2 separate regions of the Homo sapiens genome follow, and region 2 is linked to region 1. A link is an interaction called in ENCODE POLR2A ChIA-PET data of the cell type or tissue named here. Cell type or tissue: PC-3. All regions are shown on one strand. Links, peaks and the distances in the headings refer to the core of each region. The heading gives the core; the rest is flanking DNA. Region 1 holds the start of LOC124906313 (a long non-coding RNA gene). Region 2 overlaps IGF2BP2 (insulin like growth factor 2 mRNA binding protein 2).

Region 1 (16,780 bases), core at 3,105-11,104:
TAAATTTAAGTAAAATGATTTTTACTTTAAAACAATTTTAATGGCTGATAAGGGGACCTTGTAGAATTTCTGAGGTTATCAATGGCATTGGAGTTCTTTGTGTCAGGAACTTGGGGAACAGATTTTGCAAAATGAGACTTACCAGGGTGACTTTTGAATGCTGTGGGGACAGCCAGATTTTCTGGGACAGGGTTGCCACCGTGCAGGCTGTTTGGGTAGGGTGAGATGGCAGTTGGTATATTCTAAATCAAGAGTCGAAGAATTCAGTCTATAATGATTGTTATATATTATGCCTTAGCAGTTTCTACTGCTGGTCTACAATTTGCTGGTTGGGAATTTTTAGAAGTACATTCTAAAACTTGGAGGAGAACTTCTATGTAACCTATTACTGGAGGGAAAGAAAATTGAAGTTTGAAAAGGTTGCTGTTTGACTTCCCACAATAGGAATAGCAGCAGGCTTTGTGGCATATTTTTCTATTTTCCAGTTGCTACTTCTGATATTAAGACACAGTAGTACTTGTTCACTGACACACTGAGTACAGGCAGGCAGTATATCGCATACCTAGTAGTGTATCCATTATGTAACCCCCCAGTTCCTTCCTCTACCTCTTTGCTCCTGTGAAGGTAGTCTAAATGGGAGCCCTTTAAAAAGTGATAGGTGGCCGGGCATGGTGGCTCACGCCTGTAATCCCAGCACTTTGGGAGGCTGAGGCGGGTGGATCACAAGGTCAGGAGATCGAGACCATCCTGGCTAACACGGTGAAATGGATCACAAGGTCAGGAGATTGAGACCATCCTGGCTAACACAGTGAAACCCTGTCTCTACTAAAAATACAAAAAAGTAGCTGGGCATGGTGGCAGGCGCCTGTAGTCGCAGCTACTCGGGAGGCTGAGGCAGGAGAATCGCTTGAACCTGGGAGGTGGAGGTTGCAGTGAGCCGAGATTGCACCACTGCACTCCAGCCGGGGCAACAGAGCGAGACTCCGTCTCAAAATAAAATAAAATAAAATAAAATTGGAGTAGAGTAGAGTAGAATAAAATAAAATAAAATATAAAATCGTGATAGGAAGGCACCTTTGATCACCATGTTTGGGACATTCTCAGTCTACTAAAGAAACCAAATAGTCATTGTTCATATATATATGAACAATATATATGGACTATTTTATTTATTTATTTATTTTTGAGACGGACTCTTGCTCTGTCGCCCAGGCTGGCGTGCAATGGTGTGATCTTAGCTCACTGCAACCTCCACCTCCCAGGTTCAAGTGATTCTTGTGCCTCGGCCTCTCAAGTAGCTGGGATTACAGGCAGGTGCCACCATGCTTGGCTAATTTTTATATTTTTAGTAGAGATGGGGTTTTACCATGTTGGTCAGGCTTGTCTCGAAGTTCTGACCTCAGGTGATCCACCCCTCTTGGCCTCCCAAAGTGTTGGGATTACAGGTGTGAGCCACTGCACCCAGTCTATATTTTTTAAAACCCGTAATAACAGACCATCTAGACCCTAAATACCAAAGACTTTAAAGTCCAGGGTTGGTGACAGTACCATAACATAAGGATAGTGAGAAAAAGTGATAAATCGTAGCGTTACCAGTTTTCAGAGCTTTAAAATATGTTAACATCTTAAAAATCTAAATTTCTTCATAGCAGTAAAACGGTAGCTATTTATAAATTGTTAAGTTAGAAGCTGAAAGTGGATAATTTAGGAAGAACAAAGATCCTAGAAAGTTAAAACATAGTAATTCCATTGATATGTAGATGGATAATTATCCTCAGCTCCTAGTGACTTGGAAATTGTTCGTTTTGGAGTTTTCTAGGTCTCTGGCTTATTTTTCTGTTTTGCCTGGTTTTTGCCTTTGTTTTTGATTTTGCCTCTTGTCCAATCACACTTCCAGAAGAAGGCAGGCCAGGAATGAAAAAGAGCCCACACTCAAAATTTAGCAGGGTCACATTTGCATACCTAGATCTTTACAGACCTACTTTTACAACTTTGCTTAAAGCAGCAAAGAGATCTTTTTCTGGTCCTGCTTCCAAACATAAGAGCATTTTCTCTTTTGCTATATAATAGCTCCGATAACTTCTACAGGAATCCCTAGCTCAAGAATCTACCATTTAAATGGAAGTTTAATAAAAGTTATAAATAGGTATCTTGGTTGCATAATATGATATATGTTTCCTGTTGGCTTTGTCCCCACTTTTGCTCCGCCCTCATATATAATCTTCCTCATAAAGGTACACAAAGCTTATAAGTTAAATGGTGTCTCCTACCTGTTAGTGAGAGCTGGCTTTTTTGATCCAGAAGCGAGAGACATTCAGTTTGGACCCGTGTTCCAGTGATAGAAAGGCCAGTCCTTCTGAATTAGGATGGTGGCCTCCACGGTTTTGCTCATAGGAAAATAATCGTTAAGTAGATCCGTCCCTGCTTTTACTGGGAGAACATGGAGTTGCTCACGTGAATTGCCCTGCCACTGGGAGCCCCTGCCCTTGAGAATGCTGCTGTTTGGAACCAGCTGCTTTTATGTCCATGGTCGCTGTGAGCAGTTAGGTGGTGTCTTGGCTTTAGTGGCGCTGGGACATCACTTCCTATCACTTTGATTGCCCTCCGCCCACTCAAGGTGCCCCCAAGTCAAATTTGTCAAGCCAGGCAGACTGTATAACAGGCTTATTTTTAAAATCAGGGATTAGAATTGAATTTGTATATATGTGTTGGGGAGATTTTCCAGTAAACAGTAACTAAACATTTTTGTTTCTTTTCAGTAGCTTTTGGAATTACTATCTCTGGGGTCCTTATAATAAGGTAGATTCTCTTAAGTCTGGTCTGGTTTACTTGTGGTTTTATCTGAAGAAAGGTTGTCTTCCCAAACCTAGGTTCTTGGCTACTTCAGTTAGCAAGGAGTGTGAAAAAGTGGACATGACCTTGCCAAGAAGAAAACTTTCAGACCACCCACCAAACCAGAGGAAGGTTAGGACTTTTTTTTTTTTTCTTATGTACAACCTTCCCACAGCTCATTATTTTTATTGCCACCCAGTGGCATTCACAATACGAAATGGTGCGAGTGATATTTCAACCTGTTGGGCAGCAGCTATGCTGTGCACTGTGACCAGAGCTGTTTGTTTGGCCAGCTACTGCAGGCGCTCATTGCAGCAGCCAGTGTTTTGTTTGTGAGTGTCTTCTCTATGGTTTCCTGCTTCAGTGAATAGAAGTGGGAGTTGTGGGGGCTGAGGGAAGAGGACAGACAGAAGACGGTTGGACTCATTTCCTGAATCATCTTAGGCATTCTTGCCGTCTCTTGGTTCCATCTTGGCTGGGCAGCATTTCCCACTGGTTTGTCAGACCAACTTTCCCAGCCACCTCTGGGGGTGGGAAGGAAAACCACACCTTGCTCTGTGTCAGCCAGTTAACAGGCAGAGTTTTGTTCAGTAAATATTTATAAAACCTCTCTACTAACCTCGAACCCTGCAACTCTGTACTTTTGAAAAGTTTATTCTCTTTCCCTGGCCTCCCAAGTAACTATTTGGGCCCAGCAGTATACCTCACACGGACAGCACTGGTACCCCTTCATCTGCAGGCCAGGTACCAGAGAAGCTTGTGCTTCCTGATCTTAACCTTGAACTTGGTCGACCATTCCTCTATTTAGGATTGCAGAGAGTTCATGGGAAAGGGTCAGGGGTAGATTGTCTTTCACAGTTTTTCCCTTTAATCTGTCAAGTTAAACCCGTGTGATCAGAGGAAGTGCAAAGCAGCGTGTGGAGGGGAATGAGGCCTCCAAGTGCAGGGAGGCATGTCTCCTCCTGGCTCTGCCGCACACCAGCAGCAAGGGCATGCCTCCACACGATGTTACTTTCTGTGAAATAGAAATAAAGGCCCTCTGGTCCTTTCGGAAATAAATTTAGAAACAACCTAAACATCGAACAGTTGGGAATTGGTTAAAAAAACTAGGTTTATCTTTATTAAGCAGTGTTGAATTTTTAATGCCGTATGAAAACATGATATGCTGAGTTTAAGAAAAAGATACAAAATGTGGAAAATGTGATTCCAATTTTTTCTTTTTTTTGAAAGAGTCTCACTCTGTCTCCCCGCCTGGAGTGCAATGGCACAGTCTCAGCTCACTGCAACTTCCACTTCCAGGGTTCAAGCTATTCTTGTGCCTCAGCCTCCCAAGTAGCTGAGATTACAGGCGCCGGCCACCACGCCCAGCTAATTTTTGTATTTTTTAGTAGAGATGGGGTTTCACCATGTTGGCCAGGCTAGTCTCAAACTCCTGGCCTCAAGTGATCCACCCGCCTTGGCCTCCTACAGTACTGGGATTACAGGTGTGAGCCATGGCACCTGGCTGATAATTCCAATTTTATAAAAACTAAGAAAGGAAGGTGTCAAATTAATAGTAGTTTCCTCTGATGGGATTATGGGAGATTTTAAACCTCCTTTTCTGATTTCCTACAATGAACATTTATACCTTTTGTTCTTTTTTTTTGCAGACTATATCATACACAAAAGTACACAAAACACATATATACAGTTTAATGAATGAGTATAAAGTGAATACCCATGTAGCTACTACCCAGATCAATCACATAAAAGCAGCATTACTTTTTATCACTGGAATACTAACAATAAAAATTTTATTGAAAAATACTTTTCCTGAGTTCCTCACTTGGCTATGGTAGGAATAAAATAAGACTGTATAGGAAAGTGCTTTATTTTTCAAACCTTAAAATTTCCATCAAACATTAGAAGTTATCTCTCGTCTCTCAGGTGCCAAAGATGACAGGTGCACATAAGCAGTAAGTCATTGCCAGAGTCTGGGGCTGCTTGTGTCATACAGAGATTTGCACTAAAAAATGTATCAATTGTGCCACTTGCACTATCTGCAGTTTTTCCCTCCCAGGAAACCCTTTAGGTGTAGACTTAGACACTGGGAGAACTGCTAGGACTGACTGGGTGTTAAAAACCTCTTTCCTACATTTTGTGCGGATTACCTTTGATTTTCTATGATCCCTGGATTGTTGCGTGTGGTGGAAGGAGGTTGTGTTAATTCGTTGATTTCACCAAAGCCAGAATTCCAAGCAGGAGTTTTTGTTTGCTTTGTTATTGAATTATCTAGTCTTTTACATCGTGATTTGAGGTTTGGTTCAAAAGAGGCAATGGATTGGTCATAATTTAATAATTTTATCTGATACTATAACTAAAGCCAGCTGTTTAATTTGCTGGACCAAGTGCAGAATGAAAATGTGGGGTCCCTTGTTCAAAAAACAGGAAAAGTATCATTAAATAATTAAAATATAGGCCAGACGTGGTGGCTCACACCTGTAATCCCAACACTTTGGAAGGCCAAGGTGGGAGGATCACCTGAGGTCAGGAGTTTGAGACCAGCCTGGCCAATATGGTGAAACCCCATTTCTACTAAAAATACAAAAATTAGCCAGGCGTGGTGACACGCACCTGTAATCCCAGCTGGTCTGGAGGCTGAAACAGGAGAACCACTTGAACCTGGAAGATGGAGGTTGCAGTGAGCCAAAATCGTGTTACTGCACTCCAGCCTGGGCAACAGAGCAAGACTCTGTCTCAAAAAATAAACAAAAATAAAAAAATTAAAATATAAAGTTTTCCTTTCTTCCATCGTCTCTCTCCTGACTTGTCATGGTGTGTTTTATTTGTTACTTAAAGTCACTCTAAGTAAAAAAAAAAATGTAATTATTAGTATGAATTTTATTGTTTGCCTTTATATTGTGCAATGCAGTTTGTTTGTTTGTTTATTTATTAAGACGGAGTCTCACTCTGTCGCCCAGGCTGGAGTGCAGTGGCACGATCTTGGCTCACTGCAACCTCCGCCTCCCAGATTCAAGCAATTCTTCTGTCTCAGCCTCCCTAGTAGCTGGGACTACAGGTGCACACCACCATGCTCAGCTAATTTTTGCATTTTTAGTAGAGACGGGGTTTCACCATATTGGCCAGGCTGGTCTCGAACTCCTGACCTCGTGATCTGCCCGCCTCAGCCGCCCAAAGTGCTGGGATTACAGGCATGAGCCGCTGTGCCTGGCCGCAATGCAGTTTAAAATGCAAATATGAGAGCATTTAGCTTGTTATCACTGAAATCATGCAGTTCATATTTTGTACTTCACACATTGTTCTAACCAAAATTGTGGAAATGCTGCATTAAACTAACTCAGCTGTTTTTGTTTCACTTTTATTTTTATTTTTTTTGAGATGAGATCTCACTCTGTCATCCAGGCTGGAGTGCAGTGGGGTGATCATAGCTCACCGTAACCTCAAACTCCTGGGCTCGAGTGATCCTCCCACCTCAGCCTCCCAAGTAGCTGGGATCACAGGTGTGCACCACTACGCTTGGCTAATATTTTTTTTTCGAAATGGAGTCTCACTCTGTTGCCCAGGCTGGAGTGCAGTGGCGCAATCTCGGCTCACTGCAACCTCCACCTCCTGGATTCAAGCAGTTCTCCTACCTCAGCCTCCCAAGTAGCTGGGATTACGGGCACCCGGCACCATGCCTGGCTAATTTTTTTGTATTTTTAGTAGAGATGGGGTTTCACCATGTTGGCCTGGCTGGTCTCGAACCCCTGACCTCAAGTAATCCACTTGCCTTGGCCTCTGAAAGTGCTAGGATTACAGGCGTGAGCCACTGTGCCTGGCCGGCTAATTTTTTTTTTTTTTTTTTTAAGAGGTGGGCTCTCACTGTGTTGCCCAGACTGGTCTCAAACTTATTTCACTTTTTAAAAAAATTTATCATTTATTATTTCACTTCTTAATATATGCACATTTTACCAATATTCTCCACCTTCAGCTTACTAATGAATAATGGAGCTATGGAAAACTAATGGAAAAGAAACTATGAATTATCTCTTCTTTTCCTTCTATAACATACAACACCATTTTTAGTGTAAGTGGTTGGCTAACATGAAGAAGTAACATGAGTAAGAGGGGTTGTTCATGTTTCTCAGAGTGCCATTGCCTTCTTTCTACATTCAAGGCAAATTCTAGTTCCAGTAGAAAGTGTGGTCTCTTGGGCTGCACCCACACATACTCAGTCATAGATATAACATGCTTACCTCGTGCTTGCTCTGCATCTTGTGGAACTCCCACTCATGGTGGGTCTACCAAAATCCCGTACTCATTGGGCATCAAATGAGCTCACCCATGAAGCCAGCCCTGACTGTTGTAATTTTTGTAATGACAGTGGCCAGTTACTGTTGTCACCCTTTCCATGGCTTTTTGTTCTGGGTTGAGTTCTCCTTATCTGTAATCCCATGGGACCTGGAATTTTTCTCTGTTCAGAGCGAATTCCAGGTTTTTGACAATGACAAATAGCAGTTATTCATGGGACAGGGTGCCACTCACCACTGATACCCATTCATTCTTTTATCTTGTGTCTATTGGTCAAATTAGCCCATGGATCCTGAATAGGAAAGAAATGAATCTGAAAGGTCAGCTTTGAGATTTATGAAGTTCAATAAAAATCAAAATTGACAACCAGTAGCTTCAAAATTGTACTTCTGCTTGCAGCAAGGTATTCTGCATATGGTTCTGTTGGATTTATAAAATTATCGGTAGGCTGGCAAGAGGTTTGAAAATCAATAACTCGCTGAACTTATCTCTGAGAGGATTTTTATATGCTATTGGAGTATTTTACCCTTGTGCCTTTGACAGAACAATTTCTCAAGAAGGAAATATGCGGCCGGGCACAGTGGCTCATTCCTGTAATCCCAGCACTTTGGGAGGCCGAGGCTGGTGGATCACGAGGTCAGGAGATCGAGACATCCTGGCTAACACAGTGAAACCCCGTCTCTACTAAAAATACAAAATTAGCCGGGCATGGTGGCATGTGCCTATAATCCCAGCTACTCAGGAGGCTGAGCAGGAGAATTGCTTGAACCTGGGAGGCGGAGGTTGCAGTGAGCCGAGATCGCGCCACCGCACTCCAGCCTGGGCGACAGAGCGAGACTCCGTCTCAAAATAAATAAGTAAAATAAAATAAAAAAAGAAAATATGCAAACATTTCCTCAACTTGCAGCTACTCTTGACAGTCCCTTGAGTGAGTATAGACCACAAAGCTTGGTAATTAAGAGCATAAGTCCAGTTTGGGCAGACTCAAGCTTACATCCTGGCTCTAACCTTTACTAGGTATATGGCTATGAGTAAGACACCTATGGTTCTGAGCTTGGTTTCCTCACCTGTGAAGAAGCAATGATAAGAGTAGCTCAAAGGATTACTCTTGATAACATTAAGAAAATAGGTTAGTTTGACCTTTGACATAGAGTAGGTATTCAATCAGTTTTAACTATTATGATTATTAGCATAACACAGAACAAAAAGACTTCAAATGACTATACTTCTAAGGTTGGGAGGTGAGTAAATCTGATACTCTTGGCTAGTTCTGTTGGAAACTCAGCAGGTAGACATTTAATATGAAGGAGAAAATAGTACTGGTCTGTATTAGACTGTGAATGTTTTGAGAATGGGAAACTGTGTGTTATTGATTTCAGTGTCCTCAGCCCAGCACAGTGCTTGGCACATAGTAGGTGCTGTTGATTAAATGGTAAATGAATGGTTTAGTGTTTTATTCTTCACCTTGTATGATATGTATCTTTCTAAATATGCAAACAAACATTTATTTTTCATGCCAGTCCAATTGTGTGGACATACATGGTTTTGTGTAAAGATCCCCTTTGCTTTTCAACAATTGAGAAGGAAATAAAAAGGCCGGGTATGGTGGCTCACACCTTTAATCCCAGCAGTTTGGGATGCTGAGGCGGGTGGATTGCTTGAGCCCAGGAGTTAGAGACTAGCCTGGCCAACATGGCACAACCCCGTCTGTACTAAAAATTAGACAGGTATGGTGGTGTACGCCTGTAGTACCAGCTACTCAGGAGGGTGAGGTGGGAGAATCACCTGAACTTGGGAAGTCAGGGCTGCAGTGACCTGCATTTGTGCCACTGCACTGCAGCCTGGGCAATGGGAGTGAGACCTTGTCTCGGGGTGGGGGGTAGGGGGGGTGGGGGGGAGGGAAAAAAAGGACATAATTTGATGGTATATTTATTTTTAATAAAGATGGAGATAAATGGTAATTTTCAATATCTGAACGTAGGCTGACCTGAGTCTTAAGCACGGTGGCAGATGGTCTGGAACCTCCGCCGAGATCTGGGTTGCATTGTGGGGCTAGACAGAAAGAGAAGCTTCGCGTGTCTGGGTACCTGGACTCCTGGTCATAGCCTTCCCTTAGAGCTCCCTGACTAGAGAATCTGTCCTCATCACGGGACAGCATCAGTGTGTCTGCTCCTGGCCAAATTCAGCTGCATTCCGGCAGGTGGTAGTGATTCCTGAGGAGCCAGGAGAAAGCCAGGCTGTCATTTAGATTCAAGGGAAGATCTATTTGCCTTTTGATAACAGAAGGGTTTAGGAAGACATTTGAGCCATACGGCACAATTTGAAGGACTTAGTTTAAAAGAAAATAATTGACAGAGTAATTGGAATGCTATCTTTTTACAGTTTATAAAGAGGCCCCTTTGTATGTGTTTTTCTGCCAATTCTGTTTAAATGCCCTGCAATTTAAACACACTGAGGATTAGAGACCAGCAGTGATGTTTGGGCTTTGAAAATTCCAGGACAGGTTAGAGGCTTGTAACCTAGTACAGTTGCAATGGCCGTTTCGTTTTGTTTTAAGTCCACCGTTGTAATCCCTATTCCACAAGAGTATATTTTTCAGAACGCTGCTAAATCCCAGACATGGATATTTATATATGCCACCAAAGATATGTGAAAACACATATAAAAGGGCAGCTTTTAGGAATATTTTTATTATTTGAAAATTGATCTGATGTCATTAATCATTTCTTGTGCTATTTTTTAAACTGGGTTTTGTGACTTTTTTTGTAGCTCCAATTGATTTAATTTTGTAGGAGTGGAAAGGAAAGTTATTCATCTTAACTTATAGATATTCCCACTTTACCTGAGAAAGTATTTAAGGATCTTTAAGGATTAAAGGTCCTCTTCAAGCTTGACAATCTAAGTTTTAAAGTTTGTATTTAGCAAAATTATTGTTTAATACTTGTTTTTATAAAACAGCATTCTCTGTGAAGGAAGCAGCAGTGATCTTGTGCCCTTTGTTGGATGAAGTACCAGGAATATTTTCTGATTGCTTTCTCCAGGGACAGAAATGCAACTGTAAATGATAGAGATTAAAACAATAAAACTGCCCAGTGAGGCTTAGCCCTGAATTGCTAAACCTTCATATAATAAAACATTTTCTGAGAGAGGATGGTAGTGGCTGCAAAGACCAACAACTGGTTCCTCTGCCTGGATTCATCTCTTTCGTTCTCCCCTCTCTGGTTAAGACTTGCTCATCCTTCAAAACCCAGCTCGGATATTGCCACCTCCCTGAAGCCCTTCCTGACTCCCCTAGGCTGTTCCTGCCTCCGTCTTCTGTGTTGCTTTTATACTTTTCATGTTCTCAAGGAAGGACCTCTGCCCACAGTGCTCTATAATTAGTTCTGTAATTATTAGTGTTTATCTTTTACACTAGATTATGAGCCCTTTAAAGGCAGGATCTGGGACTATTTCATCTTTGTGGTTTAACCCCCAGTTTTATTGCCTGGAAAATAATAGGCACTCAGTTAATGTCTTTTGAAGTACTAAAGATTCTGTTGAATACTTACCACAAGGCGACATCAAAATAGATAGCAAGTGAGGATACTTAATCTTGGTAGAAATGAATTTATTTTAGATTTTTTCATGCCTTTATTTATGAATTCTAAAAGCAATTCATTAGATTTGGAATAAAGATAATATCCAGTGTTGGCAATGGCCTGGTAATACACTGTTAAACATTGGCAGTGAGGGTAGAAATTGGCACACTCTTTCTGGGAAACTATTTGGAAATTTGAGGCCTAAATATGGTCACACCCTTTGACCTAGTAATTCTGTTTCTCAGAATCTACTCTAAAGAAATAATAAGAGATCACCACAATGTTATAAAGCATAATCCAAGAGACAGCAGGAACAGCTTCCTGATATTCTGTGATCCAAACCAAGTACTGAGTGTCTAAGAACTGGGGATGACCATCATAACTTCTCGAGGTCTTTGCTTCATGTTCTCCCACATTGTCTAGTCTGTCTTCTTGTGTAGAGTAGAAGTTAAGTAAATACTTGTAGTAAATGGATAAATAATTCTTTGAAGTTGAAATGTAAAGCACTCAATGTATAGAATAATGTAACTGTTACTGCGAATGCCACTATCAGATTTAACAAGTTATTTGACATACTTGTTTCCAATTTTTTTGTTTATGTTTTTAATATTGTGCAAATACTATATGCACACATTCTTTGTGCACATTTACTTTATAATCTGCAAAGTGATTTTATATTTTATACTCTCTTTTGATCAAGCCAAAAAAGGTGTTACTCCCATGTTATAAAAGGGAAAACTGAGGCTTGGAGCAGATCCAGGACTAGAACTACCACTTTTGACTCCCAGTCCAATATTTTTTCACAGTAGGAGTCTTTGGAGAACTCTTAGGAAACAAGGAGCACCTAGAATGTTTATTAAGGGAGGGTGTACATCAGCTCCAGAAAGATGTTGACAGATTGGAAGGAATTTAAAGAGGAGCCAACGCTGCTGGAAGGAAGGACATAGGAGAGATGAAAGGAATTTAATATGTATAGCTTGGCCAACGGATGATTAAAGGGGATATGATAACAGTCCCTAGGAATGTGAAGGATGTAAACATCATGGAAAGAGAAAATGTATTTAGAATCAATCAAAGCAGTATATAAAAAGAAATACAAATTAATGCGAAACATCACAAAAAGCCATTTTCATGGTGACACTTGTTAGCTTGTAAATTAGAGTCCCAAGACAAGTATCAAAAGCCCTTCTAAGACATTTAGGACTAAGTTATTCTGCCTAGATTTGGGGAGGGCTGTTCCATTTCTAATTTTGATGGCTGAGATCATGTCCCTTCCTAGCATAGATTTGCCACCCAGTACTGATGGCACAGTTTTGCGTATCAGGGTCAAAAGGAAAACTCTTGTTACAATCTGTGGAAGCCAAATTCAGGCATGTCCCCAACATTGTGCAGTCCGACATCGCAGAGACTGCCCGTGAAGCCTAACTTGAAACCCTAAGTGTTGAGCTCATTAACTCTGCCATCAGATGACTGATTCCCCACCTGCATGGTGTCCCCTGCTGGGAATTTCAGGTTGTGAGCAAGATGCAGAGATGTTCTCTTATTGTTTAATTCACGGCCACATTGGGTAAGCAAGTGGGCCTATTCCAGTGGAGGAAATGTCATCCCCAAGATGTTGCCATCGCATGGGTAGGGAATGATGGTGCACATATTGTGTGTGTGAAGCCATGTCCCCAAGAAGGGGAGCCGAACCCATGGCAGTGTCAAAATCTGAGGTCAAAGCTGTAAAAAGTGTTCACCTTGGATTGAGATGTGGCCATGGAATTATCTCTACCCCATAGGAGTTAGGCAACAGAGATGTCCTTCAAACTAAATCAGAATTTAGAGGGCAGTCTTAAAAGGAGGAGTGTGGTGTTTGGAATGGAAGGGTTTGTTGGGGCCCTTGGAAGGAGCTGGAAGGCACTCAGACCCTGTGAAAGAGTGGCCCCCCCACCTCCGAGTCCCCGTGACCTTGGCCCAGTACCCCCTTAGACCTAGAGGTGCCAAGGCAGCTTCAACCAGGTGCAGGAGCTGCTGGCCTTAAGGATCTGATGGATTTGATCCAACAAACTGGACTGAAACGGTGATCTGGGGGACCCCTTGGGGCCTGTGACACTACCACTAAGAAAAAACTCTGAGAGGGAGGGTGGATTCCTTCTGGTTAGCCTTACTGGAGTGGTCCAGCATTCTGTGAAATCAGAGCTGAGCTAGGACTTGAGATAACAAAGTGTATGCATATAGTTTATAAACTAATCTTCTCCCCCGTTTTCTGTGGTCTTCTTTGGTGTCACTATCCCACCCCCCATTCATTCACTCATTCAACAAACTTAATGAGCTCCACTTCTGTGGCTAGTTAGGAGTCCATGCTGTTAAGGATATGAATTAAGATCATGGTGATGGAAATGAAAAGGTATATTTTTAGAAATATTTAAGAGTTATGGATGTGGGATTAGGAGATGCTATTTAGTGGCAGAGCTGTAAGTACAGCCTGGGTCTTCAGGTTCCTGGGGTAAGGAGCCTTCCCCTCTGCTGTGTAAAGCTTATTATCTCCTCCCGGAGGAACTCTGTAATTTAGCTCTTTTTTCTTGACCAAGGACTTGGCATGAGACTGACCATCGATAATGCCAAACACTGTCATAAAAGCAAAGATATGAGAGCTTTGTTCTTAGCTATTTATATTTATGCTGTAAATCCTTTAAGATAGACATAATTGCTGTGCACATAGATTAAGGGATGTAAGGCCAGGCACAGTGGCTCATGCCTGTAATCCCAGCACTTTGGGAGGCCGAGGCAGGTGGATCACCTGAAGTCAGGAGTTCAAGACCAGCCTGGCCAACACAGCGAAACCCCATCTCTACTAAAAATACAAAAATTAGCCTGGTGTGGTGGCTAATGCCTGTAGTCCCAGCTACTCGGGAGGCTGAGGGACGAGAATCACTTGAACCCGGAAGGCGGAGGTTGCAGTGAGCTGAGTTCATGCCGCTGCACTCCAGCCTGGGCGACAGAGCGAGACTTGGTCTCAAAAAAAAAAAAAAAAGGATTTAAATGTATTTTCAAGCATTGATATTGTCATAAAATGTAATTCACTGATAAAATGCACATAAAATTAATATATTTTCTTTAGTCTGTAACATTAATAATCTCATCTGCCTTTTAGAGTAAGGACTGCCTTTTGTAGCTTGAGCACTTATGTGTGCTTTCATGTTACAACGCTGTCTTCGCTATTACAGTGTGAGGGAGCTGCTGCTCTTATCTCCACTCTGCAGAGGGGAGATTGAGGCACGTCGGAGTTGAGTAATTGGCCAAGGTCAAATGGTAAGTGGGAAAACCTGGATTTGAACCCAGGCAGCCTGGCATCCAACTCCAAAATCCTTGACCTCTATACTCTAGTGTTTCTGACAGGAGGAGGGTTTTGGAGTTAGGTTTTAGCCTGAGTCTCATAAGATCTGTCCAAAGAAAGTTGAGCTTACAATTAATTTCCCTGCTGTAAGCAGGAAAATTAAAATTATTTTTTTCCACGTTACTGCTGCCTTAAATACTGTAGACAAGTTTCAGCGTACTTCTCACTTCATTGGAAACCTATAAAGATAATTGCCAGGTGCTAACACACACTTGTTAAAAACCAGCTTTCACTCGTTTTTAACAATGCAAAAGTGAGCAGTTTCTCATCTGCCCAGTGTATGATTCTTTGCTCAGAAGAAGTAGAATGGATGAACAGAGACGCTGAACGATTGTGGAATTTTTGATTATGCTTTAATAGGGAGGTAAGGAAAATGTATACAGGATTTGGGAACTAGACAACGTGAGTTTGCATTTGGGCTCTAGCATTATGATCTCTCTGACCTTGGGCAAGTCACTTCACCTCTGAGTGTGTTTCCTCTTCTATAAAATGGGGTTGATAAGTTGCCCAACCCGCCCTCACAGAGCTGTTGTTGGAATTGAATGAGATAAAGTATGTGAACACGTTTCACCTATGTAACTATGTGCAGATGCTCATTACTGCCATGGCTAGGGAGAGAGGTGCCGGAGCAGAGGTGAGCAGCTGCCTAGAGGAACTTGAGCAGGTTTCCCTGGGTTACTGTATTCCTAAGGAAATGTGCACCCTCTTGTGGCGAAGTAAGGGGGTTAAGGGTTCTTGTGAAAAATACTTCAGTGTTGTTACTGTGGGATTTTTTTGGTCACCAGAAATACTTTCCCAGTAATGAATGTACACACTCTTTCTAAACAAATCCTTAAATTGCAAGGTGAGTGAATTATTTAGTCCTTACCCAGTTTTTAATTTTTCTTCATGTCTTTCCTGTTCCATTCATAGAGAGACTTGCTAAACTTTTCATTTTCCTAAACTACTGTTTGTTTGTTTTTAATGTGCTTGTTGCATTTACTTTATTTTTGGCTCTAATTTATTTATTTATTATTATTATTATTATTGAGGCGGAGTTTCGCTCTTGTTGCCCAGGCTGGAGTGCAATGGTGCAATCTTGGCTCACCACAACCTCCGCCTCCCGGGTTCAAGCGATTCTCCTTCCTCACCCTCCTGAGTAGCTGGGATTACAGGCATGCGCCACCACACCCAGCTAGTTTTGTATTTTTAGTAGACATGGGGTTTCTCCATGTTGGTCAGGCTGGTCTCGAACTCCCGACCTCAGGTGATCCGCCTGCCTCGGCCTCCCAAAGTGTTGGGATTACAGGCGTGAGCCACCGCGCCCAGTCTGGCTCTGATTTATTATCTGTTAAATTTTAAACACATAGGGCTTTCTTTGTCTGCCTTTGCTAACATAGGACTTCTGGTGCTTAGCATCTAGTAAATGCTCAGTAAATGATGATGAGTGGGTACTGACAGTCTTAACCATTCCTCAGTTTCCTTCTCCCTTTGACTGTGGAGCACCCTCTTTTCCTTGGGATCAAGCTTCCTGAAATATACGGAAATGGATTGAGAAAATATGGCTTATCAATCACTTTACATTTTCTCAGGTTCCTCTTTAGTAAAATAAGAATGAGAATAGATGATTTCCAAGATTCTTACTTTGTAGGGACAAGGGAATCAGATGATTGTGTTCTTTGGCAGAGCCTAGTCTGTGAAATGTCTTATGACTATCAGCTTTATTGTATCCTCCCCTAGTTCCTAGATGAATAGGGTGGGGAAGCAGGAGAATGCAGTATAGTGGAAGGAAGGGAAGTGGGGTGATGAACAACAGGATAAGAGAACATTGTGGTGGGCAGGTTGGGGGAGGGATTAACAGGACAGTAGCAACATTCCAGAAAGAAGCTGTAACATCCTGAGGTATGTGAACATTTTTCAAAACGTATACACATGGTATTATCTGTGAGGCCTACAGGGGATTATCTAACTCAACATCCTTTATTCCCACACATTGCTTACATTAAATTTGGGGAAAAAATATTTTCTCTAATTGAGTTATGAAGTCCTTGGTCATGTAGCAGTTCAAGCTACAGCAGTGACTTTATAATTGTCTTCATATACTCTTCATTTTATTAAAAATTTCTCTTTCCAACCTGGTTGCTTAAAAGCATTGTTTTGATTTTAGAGAGCTTGAGACATGGGTCTTGCAGAAGGAGGCCAGCCGTCTCCCTAGGGAGGGTCCTTGTAGTATGTTGGGGGCTGGGCAAGGGGTGCTTGCCTTAGAGGGTTTTGAAGTCCCAGATTTGGATCTCAGTTTTACAGTTTCAGGTTTCACACCAGTCTTAACTATATCAAGACTTGCTAGTGAGTCAAAATGTCAGTTGTTTATCATACTGAGAAATACTAAAAATCCTGTACTGTTTCTCCCAGCTGGTCAACATAGTCTTCCCTGGAGAAGCCACATTGCTGCTGAAAGATTGGTTGGTGCATGTTAGGGAGTTGCTTGGTTTTATTAATCCAACAGATCTTTTCTGAGTTTCGCTCTGCATGCCAAGTACTGAGGAAGGTACCAGGATTAAGAAAAAATTCTAGCTTTCAAGGCCTCACACTCCCAATAGAGAAAAAGCCACATAAACAAACATCAGAGCCATGTGCTTAGTGTATAGAAAAGGGATATACAGGGTTCCCGGGGGCAGAGAGGAGAGGCTGGCACTATATGTTTTGAAGGAGGGTTGGAGTT
Region 2 (16,780 bases), core at 3,870-11,869, 66 kb after region 1:
TTCTTTAAAAGTTGTGGTTAAACAACCATAACATAAAATGTACTGTCTTGGCTGGGCATGGTGTCTCATGCCTGTAATCCCAGCACTTTGGGAGGCTGAGACAAGGTGGATCACTTGAGTCAGGAGTTTGAGATTGGCCTGGCCAACATGGTGAAACCTCGTCTCTACTAAAAATACAGAAATTAGCCAGGTGTTGGGGTGGACACCTGTAGTCCCAGCTACTTGGGAGGCTGAGGCATGAGAACCGCTTGAACCCAGGAGGCGGAGGTTGCAGGGAGCCGAGAGTGCACCACTGCACTCCAGCCTGGGTGACAGAGCAAGACTCCATCTCAGAAAAAAAAAAAAATTATTGATCATTTTTAAGTGTACTTTTCAGTAGTCTTAAGTATATTCACATTGCTGTGAAACAGATCTCCAGAACCTTTTCATCTTGTAAATCTGGAACTCTGTACCTATTAAACAACTCTCTTTTCCCTCTCCCGTCAGCCTCTGGTAATCACCACTTCTTTCTATGAATTTGACTACTCTACATACCTCATATAGGTAGAATCATATACTATTATTCTTTTGTGACTGGCTTATTTTACTTTGCATAGTGTCCTCAAGGTTCATGTTATAGCATGTAACAGGCTTTCCTTCCTTTTTATGGCCAAATAACATTCCAGTGTATGTATATAGCACATTTTGTTTATCTGTTCATCTGGTGATGGACATTTTGAGGTCTTCTGCTTCTTGGCTATTGTGAATAATGCTGCTATGAACATGGGTTTTCAAATAGCTCTTCAAGACCCTCTTTTCAATTCTTGTGGATATGTGCCAAGAAGTGAGATTGCTGGGTCATATGGTAGTTCTACTCTTAATTTTTGGGGGAGCCTTCATACTTTTTCCCATAGCAGTTGCTCCATTTTCCAACCCCACCAACAGTGCACAGGGGTTTCAGTTTCTCCACATTCTCTCCAACACATGTTATTTTCTGTTATTTCGATAACAGCTATCTTAATAGGTATGAGGTGACAGCTCATTGTGGTCTTGATTTGTATTTCTCTGATGATTAGCGATTGGTGATATTGAGCATCTTTTTATATATTTATTGGCCATTTGTATATCATCTTTAGAGAAATGTCTATTCAAATCCTTTGTTCATTCTCTAATTGAGATATTTGATTCTTTCGTTATGGGAGTTGCAGGAGTCCTTTATGTATTCTTGATCATTAACTATATATTAGTCCAGTTGGTGCTACTGTAACAGAATACTAAAGACCGGATAATTTATAAGGAACAAAAGTTTATTTGGCTCACAGTTCTGGGAAGTCCAAGAGCGTGATGTCAGCATCTGGTGAGGGTTATCCTATGGTGGAAGGCCTGAGGCAGAAGCAAGTGCAAGAGACAGAGAGAAGAAATAGGTCCAAACTATCCCTCAACCCACTAATTCACTCTGTGATAACTGCATTAATCCATTCATGATTAATTAATTAATTAATGCAGGTGATTAACTCATCACCTCCTAAAAGTCCTATCTTTCAACACTGTTCCAGTGGCAGTTAAATTTCAACATGAGTTTTGAGGGGAATTTGAAACCATAGCAAACCCCTTATCAAATAAATAATTGGTGAATATTTCTCCCATCCCATGGGTTGACCTTTCACTCTGTTGATTATATCCTTTGATGCACAAAAGTTTTTAAGTTGATGTACTCCCACTGGTCTAATTTTGCTTTTGTTGCCTATGCTTTTGGTATCATGGTGAAACCAAGAAGTCTTTGCCATGTCCAATATCATAAAGCTTTCTCCTGTGTTTTAGGAGTTTGATAGTTTTAGGTCTGTTTAGGTCCTTAACCTATTTTGAGTTAATCTTTGTATATGGTGTAAAATAATGGTTCAACTTCATTCTTCTATGTGTGTGTCCAGTTTCCCCAGCACCATCTGCTGAATAGACTGCTCTTTCCCCATCTAGTGGTCTCAGCACCTTATCAAAAATCATCGGAGACTATACGCAGGATTTATTTCTGGGCTCTATTCTATTTCATTGGTCTATTTATCTGTTTTTATGCCAGTACTACACTGTTTTGATTATGTAGCTTTGTAATATATTTTGAAAGCAGGAAGTCTGAGCCCTTCAACTTCCTTATTTTTTGAAATCATTTTGGCTATTCAAGGTCCCTTGAGATTCCATATGAATTTTTCTATTTCTTCAAACAATGCCCACTGTGATTTTGATAGAGCTCATATTGAATCTGTAGATCACTTTCGGTAGTATAAACATCTTCACAATATTAAGTATTCCAATCCATGAACACAGGATGTCTTTCCATTTATTTGTGCCTTTAAATTTCTTTCAGGAACCTTTTGTGGTTTTCAGTGTACAAGTCTTTTACCTCCTTGGTTAGGTTTATTCTTAAGTATTCTATACTTTTTGATGCTATTGTAAGTGGCAGTGTTTTCTTAACTTCTTTTTCAGATTGTTTATTGTTGTGTATAGAAATGTAAATGATTTTTGCATGTTGATTGATTTTTGTATCCTGCAATTTTGCTGAATTTATTCTAACCTTTTTTGTAAAATCTTTAAGGCTTTCTACATATAAAATCGTGTCATCTGTGAATAGAGATCATTTTATGTCTTTCTTTCCAATTCGAATGCCTTTTATTTCTTTTTTGTACCTAATTGCTCTGGCTAGGACTTCCAGTACTATGTTGAATAGAAATGGGCAGGAGTGGGCATCCTTGCCTTGTTCCTGGTCTTAGAGGAAAAGCCTTGCATTCAGTCTTTCATCGTTGAGTGTGATGTTAGCTGTGGGCTTTTCATAAATGGTCTTATGTTGAAGTAATTTCCTTTTATTCCTAATTTTGTTGGGTGTTTTTTATCATGAAAGGGTGTTAAGTTTGTCAAATGCTTTTTCTAATGACATGATCATGTAGTTCCCCCCCCTTCTTTCTGTTAATGTGATTTATTGTATTGATTGATTTTTTAAAAAATGTTTATAGTAATGGGGTCTCACTACGTTTCCCAGCCTGGTCTTGAACCCCTGGCCTCAAGCAATCCTCTTTCCTCAGCCTCCCAAAGTGATGGGATTACAGGCATAAGCCACTGCGCCCAGCTCCCCATTAATTGTATGCTGAACAAACCTTCCATTCCAGGAACAAATCCCACTTGGTCGTGGCTTATAATCCTTTTCATATGCTGAATTTGATTTGCTAGTATTTTGTTGAGGATTTTTGCATCAATATTCATCGGAGATAATGGTCTGAAGTTTTCTTTTTTTGTGGTGTCTTTGTCTGGCTTTGGAATCAGGGTAAAGCTGGCCTCATGGAATGAGCTTGGAAATGTTCCCTCCTCTTCATTTTTTTGGAAGAGTTTCAGGAGGATTGGCGATAATTCTTCTTTAAATGTTTGGTAGCATTCTCCGATGAAGCCATCTGGTCCTGGGCTTTTCTGTGTTGGGAGGTTTTTGATTACTGATTCAATCTCTCTCATTATTGGTCTGATCAGACTTTCCATTTCTTCATGATTCAATCTTGGTAGGTTGTGTGTTTCCTCTAGAAATTGGTCCATTTCTTCTAGGTTATTAAATTTGTAGGCATACAATTCTTCATAATATTCTCTTATAATCCTTTTTATCTCTGTCGTATTGGTAGTAATGTTCCCTCTTTCATTTCTGATTGTAGTTATTGAATGTTCTTTTTTTTTCTTAATCTAGCTAAGGATTTGTCAGTTTGGTTGATCTTTTCAAAGAACCAACTCTTAGTTTTGTTGGTTGTATTTGTTTATCTCTGCTCTGATTTTTATTATTGCCGTTTTTATGCTGGTTTTGGGTTTAGTTCTTTTCAAGTTGAAATAAAAGGATGGGGCCGGGTGAAGTGGCTCATGCCTATAAATCCCAACACTTTGGGAGGCCGAGGTGGGTGGATCACAAGGTCAGGAGTTGAAGACCAGCCTGGCCAACATGGTGAAACCTCATCTCTACTAAAAATACAAAATTAGCCGGGTGTGGTGGCACACACCTGTAATCCCAGCTACTCAGGAGGCTGAGGCAGGAGAATCACTTTAGCCTGGGAGGTGGAGGTTACAGTGAGCTGAGATCATGCCATTGCACTCCAGCCTGGGCAAAAAGAGTGAAACTCCATCTCAAAAAAAGAAAGAAAACGAAAAAACGTTAAAATAAAACATAAAATAAAAGAATGATAGACAGCAACACAAAGCCATATGAAAATATATAGTTATCTGGTAAGGGTAAATATTAACAAATATAGTAACCTGTACTGTAGTAATTTTGGTACATAGAATTTAAATGACAAAAACTTTTTTTAACTATAAATCTATGTTAATGGGTATAAAAACATATAAAGATGTTAATTTGTGATATTTGGGGATGGGGTAAAAAAGTAGAGTTTTTTATGCAATTGAAGTGAAGTTGTTATCAGTTCAAAATAGGATGCTATGACTTTAAGATGTTTTATGTAATTGCAATAGTATCCACCAAGAAAAAATCTATGAGAACGCACAAAAGAAAATCAAAGCACATCACTATAATAAAAATCAACAACACATAAAGGAAGACAGGAAGAAAGGAAAGAAGGGACAAAAAAGCTACTAGACATACAGAAAACAATGAAAATGACAAAAGTAAGTCCTTCCCTATCAGTAATTACTTTTAAGTGCAAATGAATTAAACTCCCCATTCTTGGCTAAATGGATTAAAAACAGGATCTAACTGTATGTGGCCTACAAGAGACTCCTTTTAGATATAAGGACACATATAGGCTGAAAGTAAAAAGATGGAAAAAGATACTCCATGCAAATGGTAACCACAAGAGAGGAGGAGTAGCTATACTATTATCAGATGAATAGACTAAAAACAAAACTGTTACGAGAGACAAAGAGGGACGTTATACAATGTTAAAGGAACAATTCACCAAGGAGATACAACAATTATAAATATGTACACACCAAACCTCAGAGTTCTAAACATGTGAAGTCAACTTTGAAAGAGCTGAAGGGAGAAATAATTAGCAACATGATAACAGTAGGAAACTTAAGTGCCCTACTTTCAATAATGGATAAAACTACTAGACAGAAGAACAATAAGGAAATAGAATTGGAACAACACTATAGACCAACAGACATACAAGAACATTCCACCCAACAATGGCAGAATATACGTTCTTCTCAAATGCATGTGGAACTCTCCAGGAGAGAGAACATACAAAACAAATCTTAAAAAATTCAAGAAGATTGAAATTATACTACAAAGTATCTTTTCTGATCACAATGGAATGAAACCAGAAATCAGCAGCACAAGGAAAATTAAGAGAATTCAGCATTTTTTGTAGAGCTTGTCAAGTGGTAATAAAGTCCCTCAGTTTTTATTTATCTGGGAATCTTAATTTCTCCTTTGTTTTTGAAGGACAGTTTTACCACACATGGTGTCCTTGGTTGGCAGTTTCTTTCAGCACTTCAAATATATCATCCCACTCCCTTCTGGCCTGCAAAGTTTCTGCTAAGAAATCTGCAGATAGTGTTACGGAAGCTCCTTTGTATGTCACAATTGCTTTTCTCTTGCCACTTTGAAGATACTCTATCTTTGACTTTAGACAGTTTGATTATAATGTGTGTCAGTGTGGTTTTCTGTGGATTTGTCCCAGTTGGAGTTCTTTAAATTTTTTGATTTGTATGTACATTTTGTTCCTCATATTTGGGAACCTTTCAGCCATTACTTCTTCAAATAAAGCTCTATGCCCCTTTGTTCCCTCTTCTCTTTCTGGGATTCCCATTATGCTTATATTGATCTACTTGGCATGTCTCATAGGTCCCTAGGCTCTCTTCACTGTATTTATTTATTTTAATCCTCTAACTTGAAGATTTCAAATGATCTACATTCAAATTTGCTGGTCCTTTCCTCTGTCTGGTCAAATCTGCTGTTGAACTCCTTTAACAAATTTTTCTGTTCAATTGTATTTTTCAGCTCCAGAATTTGTTAGGTTCTTTCTTATAGTTTCTGTCTCTTTGTTGATATTCTCATTTTGTTCATGCATAATTTTTCTGACTTTATTTAGTTGTCTGTCTGTGTTCTTGTTTAGTTCATTGAGCATCTTTACAATTATTTTTAATTACTGGTCAGGGAGCATGTAGATCTGTGTTCTTTAGAGTCAGTATTTGGAGTTTTATTTTGGTCCCTTGATTGGGTCATGCTTCTCTGTTTCTTTGTATGCCTAGTAAGTTTTTTTGTTGGGATTTGGGCATTTGAAAAAACAACCACCTCTCACAGTCTCTGTGTACTGGCTTTGGGCAGTGGAAGACCTGAAATCAGCCTAGCTAGAGGTTCTAGGACCTCTCAAACCTTTTCTAATCTCTTGATCCCTCTGGTGTCTGACTGTAGAACTGCAGTTCTTAAATGCTGCTTGCCTCTGTTTTCAGCAGCTTCTGAACTCTAATGCTGATCCTTCAGTGCTCTGAGTCAGTGACACAAAAACCAGTTTTTCTGGCACCTTCCAGACAAGCCAAAATGTTGTATGCATAATCCAGTCTTTGTTTCTGTCCCAAAGGAGGAGCCCAGCCTTTAGGGTTTCCTCCCCTTTGCTCTTCAGTATGCCATGTAGCGGGTGGGGCCTTGAAAACACTGAATGTTCTTACCTTTTTTACTGGATATATATACATCTCTCTCTCTCTCTCTCTCTCTCTCTCTCTCTCTCTCTATATATATATATATATATATATATCTCCATATATATATATATCTCTCTCCATATATATAATCTCTCCATATATATATATCTCCATATATATGTATCTCCATATGTATATATATCTCCATATATATATGTCTCTCTCTCCAGTAAATATATATCTCATATATATATCTCCAGTAAATATATATACATCTCCATATATATATATCCAGTAAATATATATATATATCTCCAGTAAGTGTATATCTCCATATATATATATCTCCAGTAAATATATATATATTTCCAGTAAATATATATCTCCATATATATATATATCTCCAGTAAATATATATATATATACATCTCCATATATATATATCTCCAGTAAATATATATATATATATATAGTTGTTGTTTTTAGACAGGGTCTTGCTCTGTAGCCCAGGCTGGAGTGCAGAAGTGTGTGATCATGGTTCACTGTAGCTTTGGCCTCCCTGGCTCAAGCAGTCCCACCTCAGCCTCCCAAGTAGCTAGGACTACAGGTATGCACCACTATGCCTGGCTAATTTTGTGTTTTTAGTAAGGACAGTGTTTCAGTATGTTGCCGAGGCTGGTCTTGAACTCTCGGGCTTAGGCGATTGCCCACCTTGGCCTCCCAAAGTGCTGAAATTACAGGCGTGAACCACGGCGCCCGGCCTGGAATTCCTCTTTAGTTTACAGCGGACTTCATATTATAGCTTCTCAGCTGATCTTTAGAGTTCTCACAGAGGTGTTCTGGTCTATCTCTTGTTAATTTGAGGTGTGTGTGAGGGGGAAAGAGACCTGTGGCTTCCTAGTCTGCCATCTTGCTAACGTCACTCTCCCTTGTACCTTTTTTTAAGAGCAAGGAGAACATTCTTCACCCAATAGAGTTCTTGTAATACCCTCATTGGCCAGATCAGCCTCATGGATCCACTTCCAACCAGCTACTACGAGGGAGTAGAATTACCATGGTTTGGCTTATGTTAATCAAAATTCATGAACTGGGGTCGGTGAGGGACCTGACCTCTCCCAAATCCCATCATCACTTGGTACCTGAACAAAATGACTTCCATTTATAAGAAAAAAGCAAGGTAATGGTTTTTGGGAGACAACCGTTATACGTATCTGAAGTGTTAACTTGCTGCTTGTCTCTTTTAGAGCCGAAGAGATTCCTCTGAAAATCTTGGCACACAATGGCTTGGTTGGAAGACTGATTGGAAAAGAAGGCAGAAATTTGAAGAAAATTGAACATGAAACAGGGACCAAGATAACAATCTCATCGTAAGCCACTTACTCAGATTACTCATGCCCAATAATGGAACACCTGAGCATTTCGATACGTCTAGTTCATTCATCTACTTTTCCCTAAAATGGGAATATAATCATAAGTGATGCAATTATCTCCATCATCTTTTAAAAAAATACATAAATACTTACCAGGTAGACATTTTTCACTATGGATGTGATCTAAATCACTGGTAAGATTTGAAATAAGATGGCAGGGATTCTCCACCACAGTGTGTTGGGAGGGAATTGAGTCTTCTCTCTCTCCGCCAAAACTTGTTTGTGATTTTTTTATTTTTTGGGCATTTTATTTTTCCCGTTGAAAACAAAATTTCTCTTTTCTTCTCATGGGTCAGTTTGCAGGATTTGAGCATATACAACCCGGAAAGAACCATCACTGTGAAGGGCACAGTTGAGGCCTGTGCCAGTGCTGAGATAGAGATTATGAAGAAGCTGCGTGAGGCCTTTGAAAATGATATGCTGGCTGTTAACGTAAGTCCCTAATGCTTTCTTCTCCGCTGGTTTTCACTAGGCTAAAAATACTTGCCATTCAGCTAATGAGGAAGTGCCTTAGGATAGGTATGCAGAGTTTTTCCTGACTTCCTAGGATAAAAGCATTAAAATAATCAGGAAACCAACTAGTAAATTATGATAAGTGCGCTGGACAACATCACGTGAAGACATTAAAATTATAACTTTGAAGACTGAAATAAGGAAAAGCTTATGATATAGTGTTTATTAAGAAAAGCAAGAATAAAAAAAAAAAAAAAAAAAAAAAGAAAAGCAAGAATAACTGGGTGTGGTGGCATGCATCTATAGTCCCAGCTACTCAAGAGGCTGAGGCAGGAGGAGCACTTGAGCCCAGGAGGTTGAGACTACAGTGAGCTGGCATTACACCACTGCACTCCAGCCTGGGCAACAGAGTGAGACCCCATCTCTAAATAAGAAAAGCAAGATATAAAAGTATATAAGTAAATTTACAATTATGTAAAACAGCATGGATCAGAATGACTGGAAGGCTACATACAAAAATGAAAATAGCTGGCACATTAGAAAAGTGGGATTTTTTCCATGTATGTAGCCTTCTGAACCTTACATAATATTGTCCTGTTACTTTTTAAATTTTAAAAATGCATGCTTTAAAGTTAACTTCTGATTTTCCTCCCTTGCTTGCTGATCTGCACTTTTAGATTGCCTGATAAATGTTGTCAACCAGTTGAGCCTTTACTGTATATTTGTAGCAGACTCATTAGGTTTGTCCTTCCTGTGATTGCTACCTAATTTTTACTCTTAATGGGGAGACACTGATCCGGCATTCAAAAAACAAACAAACAAACAAAAACCTTTAAAATAATTGGCCATCAGCAAAAGTCCAGCTCAGCTCAGAGGAGTAAATTTTTTTCACTTTTTAATTAGATTTTTTTGGATGTATACAAAAGTGAATGGATGCTCCAATAAGTCCTCATATACCCATAATCCACCTTTTGCAGTTATCAACTCACCACCTGTTTTGTTTCCTCTAAACCCTCATCCACATCCACTTTCCATACCTGTTGGATGACCTTGAAGCAAATCTCAGACCTGATAATATTTCTTAGAGAAATAAATGTCGACAAAGCACTCTTTAGATTAAACCCAGGTCCCTCACTGCAGCACTTTCTGTTGTACCCTCTATACTCCAGGCAGTAATCTGTCCCCATCTCACCCCGACCCCCACCTTAGCAGCCCACGTCACATGACAATTATGAGGTGTGATGAGAAGAGCTAGAGCAGGAGACTGCAGTGGTGTCTTCTCCCCATGTTTGGATATATTTGTGGAAGTATCATCTGACAATCTCATTTTCTTCCTGTGGGTTCTTGACATCTTGTGGTAAACATCTCTTTCTGTGAACACCTGGAAAAGCTACAGAAGGGCCTGAGTGATTCATACATCTTCACCTGAGCTTACCACTTAGGTTCATTCATGTCTGTGCCAAAGTCACGCACTGGTAGGTGAATAACAAAATTACTACATCTTATAGACAAAATGAGGTAAAGATGAAGGATACGAGCACTGCTATTCCAAAAGTTCTAAAAAAAAGAAAAAGGCAAGTTACAGTGTGAATGTAGACAAAGATTAGAAAATGTTAGGAAATTGCTTCATGTTCAGGGAGACAAAGATGGAAGCAGGTTGGACACAGCCTGGAATGGGTGACCACGTTCCTCTGCCTCTGAAGAGCTGTGTGGCTAAACCCACCCCCAGTCTGTGTGACCATCCCCATGTAGAAATGTAAGATAAGCAAGCAAGCAAGATGATCACAAAGCCGACAACTAAATAGTAAAGAGACAAAGTTGTAAACCATCCCGAACCTGGCTAATGGAGTTTACGTATGTGGGAATTTACATCATGTGAAGAATCTGATCTCTCCATGGATAGAGTTGGAAAACACTGTTAATCCAATTTGTTTTAAACAGTCATTCAACAAATATTTATTGAGTACTTACTATATACCAGGCACTGAGAACACGACACTAAGTAAGACATTCTCTGTTTGCAAGGAAATTCTAGTCTGAAAGGGGAAGAGGTAACTAAACAGGCTATTCACATACCATGTAATGAGTGCTGTCTTAGGGAAACAGGAATGCTGGAGAGCACAGACAGGGCATTTGAGCTGATCTTTGGGATGAAAGAAAGCTTCCTGCATGAGGGGTAATCTATGCTCAGGTGAAACCCACAGGTCAGTAGGACTTAGCCAGGTGAGAAGGGAGAAAAGCACTTCCTTGCCTAGGAAATAAATAGCATGTGAAGGGGCTCAGAGGTATTTAGGAAACAGGACTGGCCAGGTTGGAGATGAAGGGTTAGCAGGAGTGAGGCTGGCAAGGTGGCTGCCATCCCCAGGAAGAGCCTCATTTTCCATGACAAGATATGTAGACATGCCCAAGTGTGGCAGAGAAGCCTTGAAGGAACACCATGGTCAGGTTAAGATGTGGCACCCACCTCTGATACAGGGTAGGAAGAGCCTGGGCAGAGCTGATTAGGAGACGCTGGTGCCATTAAGACAAGAGAGGGAGGTTGACCCAGGCGTGCGGGCCTCTCTGGTCTCCTCCCTTCATCTTTTTTCTCCATTTCTATTCCCAGCAACAAGCCAATCTGATCCCAGGGTTGAACCTCAGCGCACTTGGCATCTTTTCAACAGGACTGTCCGTGCTATCTCCACCAGCAGGGCCCCGCGGAGCTCCCCCCGCTGCCCCCTACCACCCCTTCACTGTAAGTAGCTCAGCTTGTGGAGGTTTGCTTATGCGCTGGGCACCTCCAGGCAGCAGCATGCCTCTGCTGTGTGGAATCAGAACGGAAGCTTTCATTTAAAGGCCATGCTCGAGTAGAGATGAATCCAATGTAGGTTGAACTCAACATTTCTTAGGACTTCTTCCTAATGGGCAACTTAATATTAAACCAATCCTCTAAACACGTGTTCTTAAATATAGTATGTCATAACTAGCAAAGAAAGAAACTCATAGCAAATTCATCAACTAGAAGCTAATTTATTATAGAAAAGAACTTGTTAGCTCAAATAAGAACATTTCATGAGTGATGGTAATTTATTAAAATATATAGGGTACCTGGATGATTCTTGAAGAGAGATATATATCTACATACATACATGTGCAGTTTCTACCTATGTTTACAAGTCAAATGTATTGTCTTATTAATAGGCAATTTTTAAAAGAAAATATTACATACATTGTTTATGTCTAAACACTTAGCACAATGCCTGGTATTTAGTAAGTTCTCAATAAGTATTTGTTCACAACAGAAGAAGAAATGTGAATTTTGTGAGTGTTTTACTTATTGCTTTCATTCACAAGCATTATTCAAGATCAGTACATTACCAAATTGGGGGCTCAGGATACTTGACAGCTTTTTTTCATTCCTAATTTTTCTCTACGCAGACTGCTTATTTTTAAAAGCAAACTTTCCCCCAATGTTTATGCTGTTTAAATGGGAAGAATCAGGTGGGTGAACATTGCCTCAGCCATTCTGTTCTTTTGAGAAGTGCTTTCTGGGGTAGGCTTCACATTGTGTGAATTCCCAGTAGCTTTTTGGGTTATCTGTAGAGAGACAGGATGAATCCCCTGTGCCATCCTGCCAACAAAATGCAGACACAAACTGGCACCCACATGCTGAGTCACATATATGCACACATTCTGCATTCTTGCTTATATATGGCTCTTCTGAATCTTTTCTTTTTCTTTTTCTTTTTTTTTTTTTTTTGAGATGGAGTCTTGCTCTGTCGCCAGGCTGGAGTGCAGTGGCGCGATCTTGTCTCACTGCAACCTCCACCTCCTGGGTTCGAGCTATTCTCGTGCCTCAGCATCCCAAGTAGCTGGGATTACAGGCATGCATCACCACACCCAGCTAATTTTAGTAGAGAAGGGGTTTCACCATGTTGGCCAGGATGGTCTCCATCTCCTGACCTCGTGATCTGCCTGCCTCGGCCTTCCAAAGTGCTGGGATTATAGGCAGGAGCCACTACGCCCAGCCCCCTGAGTCATTTCTAAATCTCTTCATACCACCTCTTTAGTTATATCATTTCCCCTTAAACTGAAGGAGGGGACTGACACTGAGCCTTGTGTGTTGAGTAGCCTGAAGATGCAGTATGAGGGATTGTGGCAGCTGTCAGTCACATGGCTGCGCCAAGCAGTAAGAATAGCTTGGGAGTTTCACATCTCTGTATTTTTGCTGTCAGATCTGAGAATGGCCCAATGAGGTACAACCAAGTGGCATTGAGGCACATCATCATTTCTTGGGAGAGAGGCTGTACATACAGCCCCACAGAAGATAACCTCAAACGTTAGGCTACCCTCTTAGTATAGGTAATATAAGTGGGGAGAGAAAAAGGGCATAATAAATTAGACCAATTCTAAAATCGGTAATCTAGGCCGGGCATGATGGCTCACGCCTGTAATCCCAGCACTTTGGGAGGCTGAAGCAGGTGGATCTCCTGAGGTCAGGAGTTCAAGACTGACCTAGCCAGCATGGTGAAACCCCGTCTCTACTAAAACTACAAGAATTAGCCAGGTGTGGTGGTGCACGCCTGTAATCCCAGCTACTTGGGAGGCTGAGGCAAGGAGAATCACTTGAACCCTGGAGGCGGAGGTTACGGTGAGCTGAGATCGTGGCACTGCACTCCAGCCTGGGCAACAGAGTGAGACTTTGTCTCAAAATAAATAAATAAATAAATAAATTGGTAATCTCAAATATAGGAGTCAGCATGCTACAACCTGAGGGCCAAATCTAGCTCACCATTTATTTTCATTAATAAAGTTTTTTAGGGGACACAGCCATGGCTGTTTATATACATATTATCTATTCCTGCTTTCCCCCTGTAGTGGCAGAGCTGAGTAGATACATACAGATCACATGAGCCACAAAGCCTAAAATATTTATGATTTGCTCCTTTGCAGAAAAAGTTTGCTGACCCCTGAACTAAATTTAACAAGGAGAGAATTTTTCTTTTAATAGCAGAATATTTTCTAAACTTGAAAATAGGTTTTGCTAGTTGGAAAGCTTCCTTTATATCTCAGATTTTTACTAAAATAGTAGAATAACCATTTTGCTAAAATATGTGTTTCCTGTTATTTGTAAAATAGGTTTTAAATAAAAAATTGTTAAACTAAAAACAAAACAAAAACAACCAGGTAATTCTGATCTTGATTCCATGGGTCAATATTAGAGTAGCTTCTAATCCAGTACACTGACTGACTGAGACATGATGGCTTCTGCAGACATCTCCTTCATGCAGCTGCAGAAGTGCAGGTCCAATGGCATGGAGGCGGCCCTCACTGCCCACCTGTGCAGGACCTAGGCTATTCCTGGAGTGATACCTGGAGAGTCCACACCGCAGACCTGTGGGCTTCCCTGGTGGGCCCAGCAGACCTGTGGGCTTCCCTGGTGGGCCCAGGACTCCTGAGAACAGCAGCATAGGGTGGTGGAGATACTTTAAATACTTAAAGTATTGTTTTCCTGTCACATAGGCATTCAAATTTCAAGGAACTAAGATATTTCTTGGTTGCTTTTGTATATCACAAAGTTCTGATGCTTTTGCTTTTAGCATCCAAAGGTCAGGGAGTCTGTGTCCCTCCTTATAACTGGCTCATCCACACCTAGGTTGGTTTCCGAACTCTGGAATTTTTAATGCATATGTGTGTGTAGGAAAACTTTACCCCCCCCCCTTTTTTTTTTTTTTTACTGTTTTTCTGGTTATAATAGTAATATGTGCATAGTGTTTAAGAAGCAGGGAGTATGTACTTTTGAATTTCCCAAAAAACACATTTCTCTGATCCTAAAAAAGAAGCAGCAAATAATACAGAAATGCAGAACGTGCAAGTTTTTCCTTAACCTAGATATAACCAGTGTTTCTGTGTAGGTATGTGCGTGTGTGTGTGTGTATATTTATATATGATTTATATTTTTCCCCCAAATTTTCACTCTTGGAATGGAAATCCTTGTGTGTATACATCTTGATTCATTTATCCAATTATTTCCTCAGAATAATTTCCTGGAAGTAGAATCAAAGAATCTGTACATTTTCTATGCTGATACATAGTATATAATTTTGATACAAAAAAAGGTATATTACTTTTCATTCCCATCAAGAGTGTGTGTAACGGAGCAAGATTTTTTCTTCCATACCACCACTACCAATTCCTCGCAGTCTGATGTTTTAAAATATATGCTTTTTTAAATTATATGACTAAACAATTTCATATTAGCCATTTTTGTTCTCTCTGATAAGTTGCTTTCTGTATTTTTGGCCCCTCAGTTATAGCTTAGGTTCTAGAGCAGACTGCGTGCATTTGAATTTCTACACTGTCACTTGCTATTTTTAACTTTGAGCAAGTGACTTAAGCTCTTCAGGTCTGGGATTAATAATAGTACCTACATTAGGGGATTGTTATAACGGTAATTAAGTTAAAACCTACATACAGTAACTGCTATGTAAATCATAGCTGCTGTTATCATCTTTTTATTTCATCTTTTTCTTAATGATTTGTCATAGCTAATTACATATTAAGGCTGCTAACCACTTGTCATGTTGTAAATATTTTCAACAGATATTCTCTTTGCTTTATTTGTGGTGTCTTATGTCATAAATAATTATATGTATATAATTATATATATGTTCATTTATAGTGAACAATAGTTCATAGTTCAACTTAAAATGCCAACTTTGTCATACACAGAATTCCCACTTAACTATATATGTAGTACACTATATATATATATATATATATATATCTCTCTCTCTCTCTCTCTCTCGAACAAATGAACTTTTGTTTGAAGTTAAATGTAAACATTTCCCTTCAGCCTTTCTTCTTTTATCCAAATTTCACCCAATACCCCCGCCCTAGAAGTGTAGTAGTTATGTTTACACATTAAAAAAAGTTTTCTCGGCATATATACAATCATATTATTCAAAAATACAAATGAAATTATGCTGTACACAGTGAATTACAAATTTTGTTTTTACTTATTATGGGCATCTTTCTATAACTAGACCTAGTTTGATTTAATGGCTGCATAATATTCCATTAAATGAGTTTATCATAATTTTTGTAACCAGCACACTAGTTTTACGCATTTGGGTTGATTCCAAGTTTTTTGTATTATAGACAATGTCAAAATGAATATCTTTACAGGCATATCTTGAAGATATTGTGGATTATATTCCAGACCTCCATAGTAAAGTGAATAACATGATAAAACAAGTTACACTTTTTTTCTGTTTCCCAGTGCATATAAAAGCTGTGTTTACACTATACTGTAGTCTAAGTGTGCAATAGCATTATGTCTGAGAAAACAATATCCATGTCTTAATTTAAAAATATTTTATTGCTAAAAAATGCAGACACAGAAACACAAAGTGAGCACGCGCATTTGGACAAATGATACCAATAGACTTGTGTGACATAGGGTTGCCACAAGCCTTCCAGTTTGTAAAAAACACGATTATCTGCAAAGTTCAATAAAGCCAAACGCAATAAAATGAGGTGTGCCTCTACATAAATCTTTGCACAAGTGTGTGAGTATATCTGTAAGTAAATTCTCTAAGACTGGAATTATTATGTCAAAGGGTATATGCATTTTAAATATTCACAGATTTCTCTCCACCAGAATTCATGCAGAAAACTTAAAAATTAAGGTAGTTAAATAATTGATATTTTCCTTTGGAGTTTCTGACCTTTGACGTCATGCTAAGGAAAAAAGCCTTCTTCCATCCAAGACTGTAAAATAAAATATCCTCCCCTATTTTCTTTTTCTTTAAGAGACCGTGCTATGTTGCCCAGGCTGGAGTGCAGTAGCTGTTCACAGGCACAATTATAGCACACTACAGCCTCAAATTCCTGGGCTCAAGCAATCCTCCCACCTCAGCCTCCTCAATAACTGGGACTACAAGCACTTGCTACCGCACCTGGCCCGTGTTTTCTTACACTAATTTTTAGTTGTTGGTTTTGGGGGATTGTGTATGTCTGCAATTCATGGAGAATTTATCTTGACTTATACTGAGATACAGATCTAACTTTATTTTTTTTGAAATGGATATTCAATTTTCCCAAAATCATTTATTGAGTAATCCACCATTTTATCGTTGAACTTAAAATGCTAACTTTGAATCTCATCGAATGCCAACATAGAATCTCATTCACTAAATCAAATTTCTGGCCTCTATTCCCTTCCGTTTGTCTCTGTCTACACAGCAGATTCTGTGTGTTTTATACTATTTGACAGTTTTAACAGCAATGTTATTTTTTCCTCAAAGAATGAACTG

The links. Peaks named below come from ENCODE experiments on the same cell type or tissue, not always from the same donor. Only the 100,000 strongest peaks of a DNase experiment are listed, where the experiment ranks them.
Region 2: POLR2A ChIA-PET joins it to region 1 with 28 read pairs; 8 of 35 experiments call an interaction of 5 or more read pairs at or near these places.

Annotation. Positions count from the first base shown.
Region 1 is chr3:185,732,084-185,748,863 of GRCh38, reverse strand. All of the region lies in intron 2 of IGF2BP2 (insulin like growth factor 2 mRNA binding protein 2), which reads left to right. LOC124906313 (a long non-coding RNA gene) reads right to left here and starts at 5,588. Exons shown (of 2, transcript XR_007096204.1): 1 at 2,271-5,588. RefSeq lists a silencer at 14,810-14,859 and an enhancer at 16,542-16,780. In PC-3, for the core only: no CTCF peak of the experiment used is centred there; a DNase peak (open chromatin) is centred at 3,323; H3K4me3 peaks cover 91 bases; H3K27ac peaks cover 2,402 bases.
Region 2 is chr3:185,666,978-185,683,757 of GRCh38, reverse strand. It overlaps IGF2BP2 (insulin like growth factor 2 mRNA binding protein 2), which reads left to right. Exons shown (of 16, transcript NM_006548.6): 8 at 7,845-7,967; 9 at 8,327-8,462; 10 at 11,089-11,217. Among named protein-coding and RNA genes, the nearest start is that of IGF2BP2-AS1, 38 kb to the left of the region's middle. In PC-3, for the core only: CTCF peaks have their summits at 6,153 and 6,354; a DNase peak (open chromatin) is centred at 6,447; H3K27ac peaks cover 1,516 bases.